Linked DNA regions of Homo sapiens: region 2 is linked to region 1. Evidence: chromatin loops called from intact Hi-C (ENCODE). Cell type or tissue: GM12878. All regions are shown on one strand.

What was found. Hi-C counts contacts between places; a loop is a spot of excess contacts. Peaks named below come from ENCODE experiments on the same cell type or tissue, not always from the same donor. Only the 100,000 strongest peaks of a DNase experiment are listed, where the experiment ranks them.
Region 2: it touches region 1 in a loop (6-fold over the local background); 9 of 110 quality-filtered maps call a loop at or near these places.

The regions. Positions count from the first base shown.
Region 1 is chrX:65,592,041-65,600,040 of GRCh38, forward strand. It overlaps a transcript of MSN not described here. Among named protein-coding and RNA genes, the nearest start is that of LAS1L, 61 kb to the left of the region's middle. In GM12878, a CTCF peak has its summit at 3,552 (motif pointing left); DNase peaks (open chromatin) are centred at 3,601 and 4,431; H3K4me3 peaks cover 493 bases; H3K27ac peaks cover 1,186 bases.
Region 2 is chrX:66,405,438-66,413,437 of GRCh38, forward strand. No RefSeq gene overlaps it. Among named protein-coding and RNA genes, the nearest start is that of EDA2R, 230 kb to the right of the region's middle. In GM12878, a CTCF peak has its summit at 3,156; a DNase peak (open chromatin) is centred at 3,194.

The DNA of each region.
Region 1 (8,000 bases):
CAGATTGTAGCATTGCTCCCCGTACTGCTCCTGGGACAAATGCTCCTTAGAGCTGTAAGAAGGCCTTTGAAGGTCCTCAGAGACTCCAAGCAGATGCGGGTCAGTCAGGTCTGAACCAAAGTACTCTAACTGCATGATATCCTCTTCATCCCTTTTTTTTTTTTTTTTTTTTTTTTGATGGAGTCTCGCTCTGTTTCCAGGCTGGAGTTCAGTGGCGCCATCTTGGCTCACTGCAACCTCTGCCTCCTATGTTCAAGCAATTCTCTTGCCTCAGCCTCTCGAGTAGCTGGGACTACAGGCACGTGCCACCACACCCAGCTAATTTTTGTGTTTTTAGTAGAGATGTGATTTCACCATGTTGGCCAGGCTGGTCTCGAACTCCTGACCTCGTGATCTGCCCACCTCGGCCTTCCAAAGTGCTGGGATTACAGGTGTGAGCCACTGTGCCTGGTCTCTCTCTTCATCCCATTTTATCCTTGCCCACTCGTCCTCATCTCTGTGACTTTTTCATAATATTTTAGATATAGTATTAGCCATCATTAATCACAATGTATTAGTCAATATTAGTCACAATACCTCAGCCATGATAACAGTATGTAATCACCTATAGATATGAAATGTTATCATTGCACATCACATGGACAGGAATGAAGAAACTGGGATTTTTGGCAACAATCGGCAAGCAATTTCCTCTTCCAGATTAAAAACACAATTTTGAGGCTGGGTGCGGTGGCTCACACCTGTAATCCCAGCACTTTGGGAGGCCAAGGTGGGCGGATCACTTGAGCTCAGGAGTTCGAGACCAGCCTGTCCAATATGGTGAAACCTCGTCTCTACTGAAAATACAAAAATTAGCCAGGTATGATGGTGCACGCCTGTAATCCCAGCTACTCAGGAGGCAGAGGCAGGAGAATCGCTTGAACCCAGGAGAAGGAGGTTGCAATGAGCCTAGATCACGTCACTGCACTCTAGCCTGGGAGACAGAGAGGGACTCCATCTCAAACCAAGACCAATTTTGATTTTGCTTATTTATTAATTCTTTATTATTTTTTCCAAACACTTTTTAGTACCTACAATGGGGCTACCCCAATCCCCGCTGCTACCTTCCCACCTCTTCTACTTTTTTTTTTTTTTAACTACCTGCATGTTTTTTCCTCCCTCCTTTTCCTGTGGTGCTTCCCACCATACACATCTTTTGGAAATGGCTTCCAGGAGGAAGAGAAGGGACCATCTCAGGTATGACTTCAAATCAAGCCACTGGGTTGTCTGAGAAGTACCCCAAGCAACTAGTCTGGACTGGGAGGTTGAATTGAGTCCTTGCTGTTGCTGAAGCTGTGAGAATAATTCTGTTTAAAAAACTTTTAAATAAAATATCCTTCAAAATATCCTTCAAAGTCTCCGTCCCAGGGTCTGTTTGTGGTTTTTCTGGGAGAGGCTTGTGGGAATCAGCAGTTGTGGGGTGGTGCAATAAACTAATGACAAGACCTTATAGACAAATTATTTTATTTTATTATTTTTTTGAGAGGGAGTCTTGCTCTGTCACCCAGGCTGGAGTGCAATGGCATGATCTCAGCTCACTGCAACCTCTGCCTCCCAGGTTCAAGCGACTCTCCTGCCTCAGCCTTCTGAGTAGCTCGGATTACAGGCGCATGCCACCACTCCCGGCTAATTTTTGTATTTTTAGTAGAGACAGGGTTTCACCATGTTGCGCAGGCTGGTCTTGGACTCCTGACCTCAGGTGATCCACCTGCCTCAGCCTCCCAAAGTGCTGGGATTACAGGCATGAGCCACTGCACCCGGCAGGCAAATTATTTGGTAGGGTAAAAAGCAGTTTGTTATCTTCATTGAGTCTGTTCCTCACAATAAACTATTATCACTCACAGACACCTTGATTGGGAGAGAAAAACTTTTTGTTTGTGTTGGGACCAGGTTGAGGAAGGGAAGGAGACAGGTCTAGGAGTTGCTGGTGGAAACTGTGGGTACTTATCAGGTGGGAGGTTGTAGGCAGAGAGGTTTCCGTTTAAGGAACACTGAGAGAGGATCAGAATTATGGCAAAACATCAAAGACAATCTCGACCTTCTCATTGCCTAGAAGTGAAAGGTGTTGGAGCAATTTGCAGCTTTCAGAGACCATTCTAGTCCACCGCCCTTAATTTAGAGTTGGGAAAAAATGAAGTTTAGAGAAGCGGGGGAATTTCCCTAAGGGCACAAAGGCAAGTAGTGGCAGAACTGGGAGTTCTGTCACCTCAGAGCAATACTGTATCAATCTTTGTCAACTCATTAGCATCAGAGGTGGGTTGTTAGAATTTCCAAATAAAAGTAGAGAAGACTGTACCCTGTTCTAGGCAGCAGCAATGGTGGTAGTGGCATGAGGGGATGGTGGTGGGATGAAGTGGTGGGGGTGGGACTAGGATGTAATGGAAAGCCTTGGAAGCTTGAATGAGTAGGCTTGGATATTAGGGTTGAAAGGACCTTTGGGAATTGGTGGCCCCTACTTGGGTAGGGGCAGAGAAGCATAGAATACCACAGAACATTATAAAAATAACCAGATAGAATGTCAGGGCTGGGAGAAACCTGGAACCTCATCAAGTCCAGCTCACTCCTGTTTCAGGTGGGGAAACTGAGATCCAGAGAGAGGCTGAAAACTTGACCTGGTTTCTACAGTGAATCAGGAGAGAAGTAGGGCTGCAACCATCCCTGTCACACAACAAGAAACACTGGCTGCCTTTGTTGTTTCCCTTGCATCTGAGTTGGATGATCAGACTTTTTAACCAAGAAAGAGAGATGAGGGAGGGGAGCCCAGTGTTTCATGGCCTGCCTAGAGCTACTTATATAATTAAACATTATAGAATGACAGCATGAAAGCCTTAGTATGCACCTGTTTCTGTAACATAACCCTATATCTGAACCCACCCTACACCTCCAGCATGTAATGCCCTGCAATACTGAGTCCAAGAAGCCCCTCAAATTTAGTGATACCTCAAGACTGAGACCACAAATCCTGTAGACAGTAGGGCCTTCCCTGAATACCAAGCACTCCCTAGTCTTTCTCATGATTAGGTTCTCACTCTCACACTAAGGTCACTCCTTTTTTCTGCCCAGGCATACATTTTATCTTCTCTGAGGAGGGAAGGGAGTAGATGGGGATGCTGAAAAGCACTTTAATTTGAGCAGTTCTTGCCATATCTTTGCCCCTCATGTGAAAACTTCTCAGCCATGGAACTAACTTGTTCCCATACCCACTCTCATAGCACAGTCACCCTCCACCCCCATTCATCCACACCCCTGACATTTACTCACTTCGCCCATGGCAGAGACCGTACTGGCCATGCTCTCTGCACAGCCCTGGAAAGCCTCTTGTTTCTAGTCACTAGGAGAGAAGGTCCAGTCTCCCAGCACACACTTCTTATCTGGATGTCTCTCATTGTGAGGGACTGGGAGGTCTGTAGGCCTACCTCAGCCTGATTCTGGCCCTATCTAGTGAAGCACTCAGTGATCTCTTGCGCCCCCCTCTGGCCTCAGTTCTTTAGCGGTTGCTACAGCAAGTGGTCTAGTTGGGCCTGCACTTCCAAGTCAGACCCATAGAGGGCAACCACTTGCCAGTTTATGAGAAATCACTCTGGGTGTGGCCTCTCCCTTTGTTCACTTCCTTTTCAGTGCTTGTAAAATTCTAGAACCACAGGCTGTCAGAATCAGAGGGTGTGTTTAGATAACTTATATTTGAATATCCTCATGATAAAGATAGAGAAACAGGCCCAGAGAAGAGATGAGACCAGTCTAAACTCAGACAGTGATTCACTCTGTGGCAGTTAGGGCTAGAATCCACGTTTCCTGAATGCCAGTTCAGAACTTTTGAAACACACGGCCAAGCATCTAACCCAAATGCCTCATTTTATAGTTGTGAAAACTGAGGCCCCGGAAAGAAGTTGACTAAGGTTGTACAGTCGTTGTGATAGAGCTAGGACTCAAACCCAGGTCTTCTGAATCCCAGTCCAGATTCAGAAACATAATGTTAGGCATCTAGTTCATCCTGTTGGTTTTTTTTTTTCTTTATAGATGAAAAGAGTTCAGAGAGGGAATCTAATTTACCTGAAGCCACAGAGTAAATTAGTGAAAATCAGAACCGGAGCCCAAGGCTGGCTGTAGAACTGGGACTGAATGGAAACTGGGGACTCTGACTTCTAGTCTCCAAGAAACCTCAATAACTTAGGGACCCCAGTGTCTTGGAATTAAATAACAGAGGTAGGGATGCAGTCCTTGCTTAAGCTGACTATGAATGAATCCCCAGGAGGCTGGAATCTGGGGCATAGTGTGTACGTGTGTGTGTTTGGGAGGGAGGGAGTCTGCTCTGGTCCCCTCCAAAAAACTCTTAAGAAAAGACTCACCTCATTTCTCCCCTTTCAAGGCCTCTGGCTTTGAGAGTGAGAAGATGACTCACTCATTGCCCACAGTTGCCGCTGAGAACATAATTGCTAGCTGGGACATCACCACAGCATCCAGCCATCACATTTGCAGAGTAGTGTCTTGTTTTGTCAAAGCTCTTTCCTATTTTTCTTTTTCTTTTTTTTTTTTTATTTCAGCTTCCTCAAGCTCCAGGGAGCCAGATGAGGCAGATACCATTACCTCTTCTTTTATAAAGAAGAAACTCATTTATGGAGGGGTGGGGGGAATGAGGGGGGACCTGAACTGGTGTTGGACTGACTGAGACTAAATCCCCAGTCCTCTGATTTCCAGCTTTCTGGAGTGTCTGCATAAATACCCAGAGTCCCAGAGGAGACAGCAGTGTCCCTCAAATGCCTGATGACAGCTCCTCCCTCATTTATTAATCACTGAGCTGGGGCCAGATACTGTACTGGGCTTTCATTGGAGACAAAGGTGACAGAAACCCTGCCTTTAAGTGTTCACAATCTGGATATTGATTAAGTCACCACTCTGCCCATTTCAATCCTCAGCTTTCTCTTCTTCTACTAGAAAAATAACTCCAACAGTGCTTTATTTTATTTTATTTATTTCTTATACATTTATTTGAGACAGAGTCTCATTCTGTTCCCCAGGCTACAGTGCAGAACTTGGTCACAGCTCACTGAAGCCTCAACCTCCTGGGCTCAAGTGATCCTCTCACTTTAGCCTCTTCTGAGTAGCTAGGACCACCATGCTTGGCTTTTCTTTTCTTTCTTTCTTTTTTTTTTTTTGAGACAGCATCCCACTATGTTGCCCAGCCTGGTCTCAAACTCCAGGACTCCAGTGATCCTCCCACCTCGGCCTCCCAAAGCACTGGGATTACAGATGTGAGCCACCTGGCCCAGCCTTGTTTTATTATTTTTGAGACAGGGTCTGGCCCTATAGTCCAAGCTGGAGTCCAGTGGTGTGATCACAGTTCACTGCAGCCTCAACCTCCTGAGCTCTGGTGATTCTCCCACCTCGCCCTCCCTAGTAGCTGGGACCACAGGCATGCAACACCATGCCCAGCTAATTTTTAATTTTTTTTGTAGAGATGGGGTTTTGCTATGTGGCCTAGACTGGTCTTAAACTCCTAGGCTCAAGCGATCTTCCTACCTCGGCCTCCCAAAGTGTTGGGATTACAGGTGTGAGCCACCATGCCCAGTCCAATAGTGCTTTTTGGCTGGAGACATTGAATCAATTTTATAACCTTTTCAGAGATTGATTAGGAGTCAGAACACTAACATTCTAGTTCCAGTTCTGTTACTTCACTGTGTAATAGTGAGCTAGTCCTTTCCTATGCATGGGCTTCAGTTTTCACATCTGCAAAATGATTTTGTGGGATGGGGTCAGAAGACAGTAGGAATATAGTTTCTAAGAACTTCTGGCTCAGATCATTTAGGAGATGAAGACACTTTGTAATCTGTGGGCAGTGTTGTTTCTTTGGGTAAAAGGCTGGAGGGTAGGAGCCCGCTGGGCCTGTTATGAGACCTTTCATCCTGCTGTCTTCCTCCTTAACTTTGTGAGGTACCCTTCCCAAGGAGCAGGGAACTTGGGCTTTCTGAAAACCTCAGAGGGACCCCATTTCTACCTCTCCTTACCAGCAACACTCAGGAAGCACCAGAACTATTTTGGATTGGAAGTTATTTAGCCAGATTCTGAGGTTGAAGTTCATGAAACAGAGACAGAATCAGAGAAGGAGAAGAGAGAGGCATAAAGGAAGAGGCAAAGAGACAGAGAAAAGAAAGAAAGAGGTGGGGTCGGGGGGAAGAGGGAAAGACTAAAGAGGAAAAAATGGAGGAGAGATAAAAATAGAGAGCAGGAATTAGAGACAGACAGAAACAGACAGAGACAGGAAGAAAAAGAAAGAAACACAGAGAGAGAAACAGAAGAGAGAAAGAAACAGAGAAGGGAAGAGGAGAGAGGAGAGAAAAACAGGGGAAAAGAGACAGAAACAAGGAAAGACAGAGAGAGAGAAAAAATATGAATGAATATGATAATATGATAGTGGACATACCTAGTCCCAGGCAGCCGCATGAGAGAAGTTGCATAAAATCCTACGTCTTGAATAGGATCTAGAAGTGAAAGAACCCTTGAAAAAATCGAGGCCAGAGAGCAATTGAGCTTTGTTCATAGTCACACAGCAAGCTGGTGGAAGTGCCAGGACTCAAACCCAAGACTAGGATAGAGTAGTTCAAAACAGACTGGCCTGAGAGTCTAGAGGTCTTGAGGTTTGTCAGTCTGTCTTTGAGGGACTGCGGGCAATGTAATAACACAGGAAGAGTGCCAGCACATTGTCTGCTGCAGAAGAGGCACTGGCATCAGGGAGTTTTGCCCTCTTCCCCCATCAGCTTTCCTCTGAGGACGAAGACATACAACATACATGCATGCCTATTAAGGCTGACTAGGGTAAGTTTGGTTCTATTACACAGCACTTTTGGGAGATTAGAGGCAGACTTCATGGAGGAGGTGACTTGTGGGTCAGGGCTTGAAGGATGAAAACAACAACCAAAATTTTAGTTGCGGCTGGGCATGCTGGCTCACGCCGGTAATCCCGGCACTTTGGGAGGCTGAGGAGGGTGGATTACCTGAGGTCAGGAATTCGAGACCAGCCTAGCCAACATGGTGAAAACTGTGTCTACTAAAAATTAAAAAAAAAAAAAAATTAACTGGGGATGGTAACACGAGCCTGTAGTCCCAGCTACTGGGAAGGCTGAGGCAGAAGAATCACTTGAACCTGGGAGGCAGAGGTTGCAGTGAGCCGGGATTGCACCATTGCATTACAGCCTAGGAAACAAGAGCAAAACTCCGTCTCAAAAAAAAAAATAATAATTTCAAAGATGCACTTATTCTTTAAAAAAATTCAAAGTAAGGCTGGGTGCAGTGGCTCACGCCCATAATCCCAGCACTTTGGGAGGCTGAGGCGGGCAGATCATGAGGTCAAGAGATCGAGACCATCCTGGCCAACATGGTGAAACCTCATCTCTACTAAAAATACAAAAATTAGCTGGGCGTAGTGGCATGTGCCTGTAGTCCCAACTACTCGGTAGGCTGAGGCAGGAGAATCACTTGAACCCGTAAGGCGGAGGTTGCAGTGAGCCGAGATAGCGCCATGACACTCCATTGTGGGTGACAGAGCGAGACTCCATCTTAAAAAATAATATTCAAAGTAGGTAGGATTTTGATAGGTGCAGAACTGGGTGGTTCTAGTTCAAGGGAATAGCACAAGGGGTAGGAGTGCTTGAAGAGGACATGAATAGGCAGCTAAGCAAGGTGTCATCTGCCTTCTGGAGGGCAGAGGGCATGAAAAAGGGGTCCCAGATTTTGGTCACCCCATGAATGACAGGTGTCTGGGTTGGCTTGTGATGACAGTGAGGAGGAAAGGGAGGCTTTTGAGAAGGGATGCAGTAAGAACAGGGTTGAGTTCTATGAAGATTCCCTCTGGCAGGCAGCCCTATGGAGGATGGATTGGAGAAAAGATACTGACATCAGGGAGCCGTGACAGATCTTTGCTGTTGTCCAGGTGACAGATAGGTAATAAGAATCTGATGTGGTGTGGT
Region 2 (8,000 bases), 810 kb after region 1:
ATTGTTGACCAGGAATAAGTCTGGGTGTACTGCAGCCCTGCCTAGTGTTTCCAGCTTTCTTCCAATTCAGCCGAGCTTCTGTGTCTTCCTTACATCGACTCCTGTTGCCTTCTCTCTGGAGATCTATTAGGAGCACCTCCAGTCATCTCAGTTCCTTGGTAGGAGCTGTTACACCTGGCTGTGTCTAGTAGGCCATCTTGCCCTTTCCGTGGTTTCTGCAACATACTTCTAAACAACCATTCAGTCAAGGAAGAAATCACAAAAGAAATTAGGACATATCTTGAAACACATGAAAATGAAAACACAACATACCAAAACTTAGGTATAATGTGAAGACAGTCCTAGGTTAGAAATGTATAGCTATAAATGCTTACATTTAAAAGAATAAAGACCTCAAATCAACAACTTAACATTACACTTTGATAAAATAAAAAAGAACAAACAATTCAAAACTGGTAGAAGGAATAAAATAATAAAGAGTGGAGCAGAGATAAGTAAAATAGAAAATAGGAAAATAGGAAAAATGAAGTGTTGGTTCCTTGCAACTATCAACAACATTGATCAAATTTTATCTAGATTGACTATGAAAAAAAGAGAAGACTCAATAAGCAAAGTAAGAAATGAATTAGGGGAAATCACTACCATTTATAAATTAAAGCAATCTACTCCTAGGTGTATACCCAAAGAAATTGAAAGCAGAGATGTGAACAGATACTTATATGTCAATGTTTATTGAACTATTATTTGTATTATTTAAAAGGTTAAAACAACACAAATGTCTGTCAACAAATGAATGAATAAACAAAATGTGATATATACATACAATGGAATATTATTCAACCATTAAATGAGTAATGTTCTGATATTTTCTAAAGCATGACTAAAACTTGAAGACACTGTTCTAAGTGAAATAAGCTAGACAAAAAAGGACAAATATTATATAATTCCACTTGTATGAACCACATAAAATAAGCAAATGTATAGAGGCAGAAAGTAGATTAGAGGTTAGCAAAATTATAGAGAATGGGGAATGGGGACTTAGTGCTTAATTAGTACAGAAGTCCTGTTTGTAGTAAAAGAGTCTTGGAAATTGATAGTGGTGACAGTGGCAAAATCTTATAAATGTAATTAATGCCACTGAATTGTACACTTATAATTGGTTAAAATGTCTAATTTTGTATCCAATGTATAAGCACATTTACTACAATTTTTAAAAATTAACAATGTAGGTGATACCCAATGTAGGTGTTGTCCCTTCTAAATCTCATGTTGAATTGTAACCCCCAACGTTGGAGATGGGGCTGGTTGGGAGATGTTTGGATCATGGTAGTAGATTTCTCCTGGCATGGTGCTATCCTTATTATAGTGAATGAGTTTCCATGAGATGTGGTTGTGTAAAAGAGTGTGACACCTCCCCCTATTCTCTCTCTTTTTGCTCTTGCTTTTCTCATGTGATGTGCCTGCTCACCTTTTAAATATAAATTTCAACTTTAAGTCACTGATTGGCCCTCACATCTGAGCATAGTTTGTTAGAAGCAGACAGGCCACATCTTGAACACTTTGCTGGTTAAAAACTTTTATTCAACAGATGCTTGAAGTCATCACTCTTAAGTTCAAAGTTTCACAGATACTTAGGACATGAACACAATACAGCCAAGTTCTTTGCTAAGGCATAAAAGAGTGACGTTTGATCTAGTTCACCAAATGTTCTTCATTTCTTTCTGACTGATATCTCATAAGCCTGGACTTTACCATTCACATCACATAAGCATTTTTGTCTCCATGATTTAATTAGTTTTTAAGGCGCTCAAGATTTTCCCTTATTTTCCTATCTTCTTCTGAGCTCTCCAAACTTTCCAACCTCTACCTGTTACCCAGTTTCAAAGTTGCTTCCACATTTTCAGGTATCTTTTCAGCAATACCCCACTCTTGGTACCAACTTTTTATGTTAGGCCATTCTTGTATTGCTGTAAAGAAATACCTGAGGCTGGGTAATTCATAAAGAAAACAAGCTTAATTGGCTCACAGTTCAGAAGACTGCACAAGCATGACACCGGCAACTGCTTGGCTACCAGGGACACCTCAGAGGGCTTTTACTCATAGCAGAAGGTGAAGGAAGAGCAGGCATGTATCATGATGAGAGCAGAAGCAAGGGAGAGAGTTGGGGAGTGAGGTTCCACACACTTTTAAACAACCAGAGCTCGTGAGATCTTACTCACTATCATAAGGACAGCACCAAACCATGAGGAATCAATCTCCATGACCCAAACACCTCCCACCAGGCTCTAACTCCAACACTGAGGATTACAATTCAACATGAGATTTTGAGGGAATAACATCTAAACTATATCAGTGATATACCAAAATCATTTAGTTTGTACACTTTAGATTGGTGAATTGCACCTCAAAATAAAGCCGTTAAAACAAACAAGCAAAAACAAGAAAGATATGAGCCTGTGTCAGTGTAGACAAATAGACCCCAATGAGTGTAAGTGTTCTCTGCCAGGTAGAAAAATTTCACATAATTTATATGGGTTCTTACAGAACATCATCCCTCTTTCCAGGCCTCAGTTTCTCCACTTCTTGAAAATGGAAAGGTTAGAGTAGATTATCTTAAAGATCCCCCTGAAGCTCTGACATTCTAGGATTTCGTAACTCAAAGGTGATAATGCTTAAGAGAGAATCTTGTTTGGTTTCATGAGGGAGGGGGTTAGGATATGTGGATCAAATATTGAGAGTCCCGGATGAAAGGCCACCCTTTGTGGAGATTCATAGTTTTGGAGTATGGCGGAGGGGAATCCAAAAACATTGTTTTCAGAAAACCAGGTAGACTGATGTAAATGGTGAATAGGTACTACTGTAAAACAGAAAAAATAAAAATAAAAAAGGAAGAAAATTAAAGCAGGACGGCTTGAAGAAATTTGGTATATGAGAGCCACATATCAAGATGAGTAGAAGTAGAGGAGATTATTGTTCCCAAGAGTGTGAGATTGAGGTGGAGCATCCATATATTAGGAGGCAAAATTTTGAAGACTAAAGATTTTCACCAATGTTTTAATGTGTGCTAAGTTATTCAGTAGGAGGCATAACGTTTGTTACTAGTAAGAGTTTAAAATATTAATTATTTGGTATGACAATAGCACCAACTAGTGACAGGAAATATGATCGTTCAGAATTGTCACAAACCCTAGATAACAGGTAAGCTTGTACTGGCATGTACTGGCTGAACTTCTGATGTGTTTGTGCTACGGGTAGGAAGTCTCCAATTGAATGGACTGTGTATACACTGAGCTCCAGTAGGCAGAGTAAGGGAACATCTTTAAAGGCATAGTTCAGAAGAATCTCTAAGGACCCAGGGTAGTATCAGGGTCAGAAAGAATTACTCAAAGTGGAAGAGGAAATGTTACCCCAAAGAGTTTCTTGTATGGGCTGTTCTAGGGTTACATTTCAGGACTTCACATTTTTGCCCTGCTAGGGAACTTGATAGAGTGCAACTGTGATCCATGGGCCTTCAGAAATTTGAAGTCAAGTCAAGACTACAAGAAAGAGCAGACAAACGGAGCCAGTTCCGGGTCACACTGGGAAAACTTAAAAACATGAGAAATGTCTGGGAGACATAAGTGCAGTGAAACAGAAGGCTTGAAGCCAGAGTTTCTGCCAGCTAAACATTGTGATAAGTAAGCATCCAATGGGAAATGGTCAAAAAACAATGAGAGACCTTTGAAGTTCTGGGTAGGTCAGACTTCTTTAGACCTAGCCTTTCTGCTTCTTAAATTGACCAAAGTCCAATTCTAGGCTGAGGTTGGTGTTTTAGACAGTCTATTTGACACGTGCCTGCCCCCAAATGTAGATACAACTTCATGGGAAGAAGATTAGAATATACGGATGAAAAATTTGGAGTCCTGGATGACAGTGAACCCTTTCCCAGGCGGTTTTGTTTTCCAGAATTCTGAAGAAATTTTTTCAGCCTTCTGAGATCCCACATGTGTTGCTTGGGGATTCCCATGTGGAGTTTGGATTTAACCAAAGCCACATATAGTTTGTAGTTTCTTTCTTTTCTTTTTTCTTTTTTCTTTTTTTTGAGACGAAGTTTGTCTCTTTTTGCCCGGGCTGGAGTGCAATGACGCGATCTCGGCTCACTGAAACCTCCGCCTCCCAGGTTCAAGTGATTCTCCTGCCTCAGCCTCCTGAGTAGCTGTGATTACAGGCGATGACCACGACGCCTGGCTAATTTTGTATTTTTAGTAGAGACAGGGTTTCACCATATTGGCCAGGCTGGTCACAAAATAGTTTGTATTTTCAACAGATCTGCCCTCTAAAGCACTGATTCAAATGGATACACTGGAAGTGCTGGAAGCACTGGATCTTTAGGAGCATGATGGATTTTCTGGCTGGAAATATATGATGAATGTTATATTTCCTAGAATGTTGTCTGACATTCGTTAGGCTCTGAAGAAGAAAAGAGAATTTCTGTAGAAAAATCTAGATGCCAAATGGAATGGGGACTACTGATCACATGTTCTTGCTTATTTCTCCCTTGTGTGTGTGTTCTATTGCTGCTTCTCTATCTCTGTCCATCTCTTTTTGTTTTCTCCATCTGTTTCTCTGTCTCTCCATTTCTGTCTCTTTTGTCTTTTACTTTAGCCACATTTAGCTCTGACTTTTGTTCGCCTACCCACCTCCTCTCTAAATACATACTACATATTGCTATCCACATCCACTGGACAGTCATCTCTATAATTCTTGAGAAAGCTCCTGGGACTTTGAATCAAACCCAAATACAGCTCATTGCCAATAAGTTGGGAGTCAGAGGCCTCCATATGAGTTTCAGGTGTAATTCAAGGAACTCTCATCCCCTGGGCCTATGTTGAGGAAGAACAATATAGACTGCTAGCTACACGCTATGATTTAAAAACTGCTCCAAACTATGTCACTCACTAGGCACTGTGGGATATGAAATTATACTAATCAGAACTCATTTGTTTAGGGTTAGCACTGTTGGAGTACTATGGACCTCTTTAAATGCAAATTTCCTTGAAAAAGGGTAACATATTTTGGCTCATTCAATGTTACAGTATCAGGCTGGATGTGATCTTAGAAATTACTTTATTCAATCCCATCAGGTCCTAACTTCATTTCTCATTTCATAAGCTCTCCGCCTACTATACACTACCATTGTAGGCATTTCTCTGTAGTGGTTCTCAGCTTTGGTTGCACATTAGAATTACCTAGGGAACTTAAAAGAATCTCTATGCACATGCTACACTCAAAGCTAATTAATCAGAATCTCTGGGGATGGCAGCTAAACACTGGCTCCTAGATAATTAAAATGAGCAGCCAGGATTGAGTAAAAGGTAAGTTGATAGCTCCTCATTGCTCATCTTCTGAGACAAGCTTTCCAAAGCAGCCTATTCCAACTGTGGACAGCATTGCCTCTTCTAAAATTTATCTTCCACTTGAGTCAAAATTTGTCTCAACTGTAATTTCTACTCATGAGTCCCAGCTCTGCCTCCTGGGCCCACACCGATTGTTTTCTCCCCTGTGACAGCCTTTGAGAGGTCTGAGGGCTGAGACTGTGACCCCTGAGTCATCTTCTTCAGGATAATCAGTCATGCATTCATACAACTGTTTTCCATCCTCAGAGCATTCAAAAACTCACCCTTTCACCACTGACTCTTGTATCTCCAACAACTAATTATGGATTTTGAACTTGGAAATACCCAGTGAGGTAGAGCTCACTATTTTCTAAGGCAACTCATTTTATCTTTGAATAACTTTAGCTATTTAATTCTTCCCCTACAGCCACACAGGTCCTGTATATTATTTCTTTCCCATGATGACCCTTTGGAGGTCTGAATACAGAGACCACATCCAATCTCTACCCTCCTCCATCTTTTTCACAGGCTAAATATCCCCAACTCCTTTTACTGGTCCTGGCAAAATCTTGGATCCATCCTAATTGTTCTCTTATAGATAAGATCAGCTTTTTGCAGGTCCTCATCTAAGCATGGGGCTAGGGCTGACAAAAGTGCTCTGGGTAAAGCCTGAGCTGCTTGGGGTAAAGTGGGGCCATCACTACATTTGTTCTGGGACCCAATATTCCATGAATGCAGTTTTTTTCCATTTGCTTTGTTGGCAGCACCAGCCATAGCTGACTCCAATTAAAATGACTATCACCTGAAATCATAAGTCATTTTTTCTGTGCTGCTCCTAAGCCCCATATTCCTTTAATCTGGGCTGCTGTACCAGATAAATCCAAATTCATCAAGCATATGATTATTTTGAATCCCACACCTCTGACTGTAGAAATCTGGAGTGTGTGGGAGAGTATGTATAAAAACATAAATGTGAAGTCTGTACTTTGTGCCTTCATGTTCCTATCTCTTCCTTAACAGTCTGTATTCATCTCTTCCTACCATTCTTTATCTCCAGATGTCTCTGACTTCAACCTGCTCCTCTTCAATAGCATGCTTAGTACCAAGACCAATGACTTTTATTTTTCACAGTGTCTGGTTTTATTCTCCCTCACCTATAGTCTTGTCTGGCCCAAAACTTTCAAATTTAAACCAAAACAGTCCCCAGATCTCCTTCCTTTGTTTTTAGTAACATTGTGTTTTCCCAAACTCCTTATATTGTGTTTTCCCAAACTCCTTATTCTGGTTGCTACTTTTCCATCACCTTCATTACTTTCCTGTCCTAAAGGTGACACCCACCTAAACTGTGGACATTCTGCCATCTTAGGAAATAATTCTCAGCTTTTGGCTTAAATTTAGAGAAAGTATGTAAGTTGCTATCCTAGTATTGACTCTCCATTAACCTCCTGTAGGAAAATTGCATAACCACTTTTATTGATTCCTGGTAGCTTTTAAATCTGGTGCAGATGCTTTACCTGGCAGGTGACTGATTACTTGTTTCTACTACTCTCAGGAAGACTGTGAATGAATGCCAGACCAATCAGTAGTAGGAAGCTAGATGTCCCCTTTTTCTACCCATTAACTCCTGGTTTCCTGCGTCAATGATGGGAGATGTGGCATGGATTTCCTGGTTTCTAGTTACCTGTCCATAAACTTATCTTTTATATTGTATATAATCAAGCTAATTAATACATCATCACTTCACATAAGATAGCTTTCAGCACATAGGACTCAAGAAAATACTTGTTTAATGGTAACTGTTGCAAAGTATTCATCTCATTCCATTTCCTGATGACCTAAGAATGAAACATCAACTTTTAAGGAGCCTGGGTCAGAAAGTAAATCAAAGGAGGGTAGGGAAAAACACACTCCTGTAGCTTCCTGAGTGAGATTGCACAGGTAGAGATCATGGTTTGAGCTAATAGAGTCAAAAGTCAGAACCAAATGCTTGAAACACAACACAACTAGAATGGTTAGTTAAGTAGAATCCATTGAATTATGAGGATTTGTAGACTATCTGTGTCCAATATTGCCCTTTCCTAATAGTACAACATGTACATTATCTAAGGAAGCTTGGGCAATGGAATACCACTTTTCTGCAAGTTGGCCTTTATATTTCCCCACCTCACATAAATGAGTTCATGATTCCTATGAGGCAGAAAGTTATTGTTGATATGCCCCCCCAACATACTTCTTTTTACAGAGCCTGGCATGCCCAAGGAGGTGATTCATTGTCTAGGATAATCCTTAGAACATCAAGTTACTAAAGAACTTCACAAGGTAGTTGTAAGAAAAGGACACCAATTTGCAGCTATTAGAAGATAGAAAAATTTATAATAACTTGCTATATGATCTTTGGCAAGTCATTAACCTATTAGAATCTCAATTACAAAAATGTACAATAATAACTGTTCTACTTTGCTTGTGCCATATGGTCATTTGAAAGATCAAGTGGAATTATGTGACTGTGGTTTGTGAAATATGAAGCCCTATTCATTGAACATACCAAATATTGTCCTGCCTCAGGGTCTTTGTACTTTCTGTTAGCTCTGCCTGGAATGATCTTCTCCCAGATATCCTCATGGC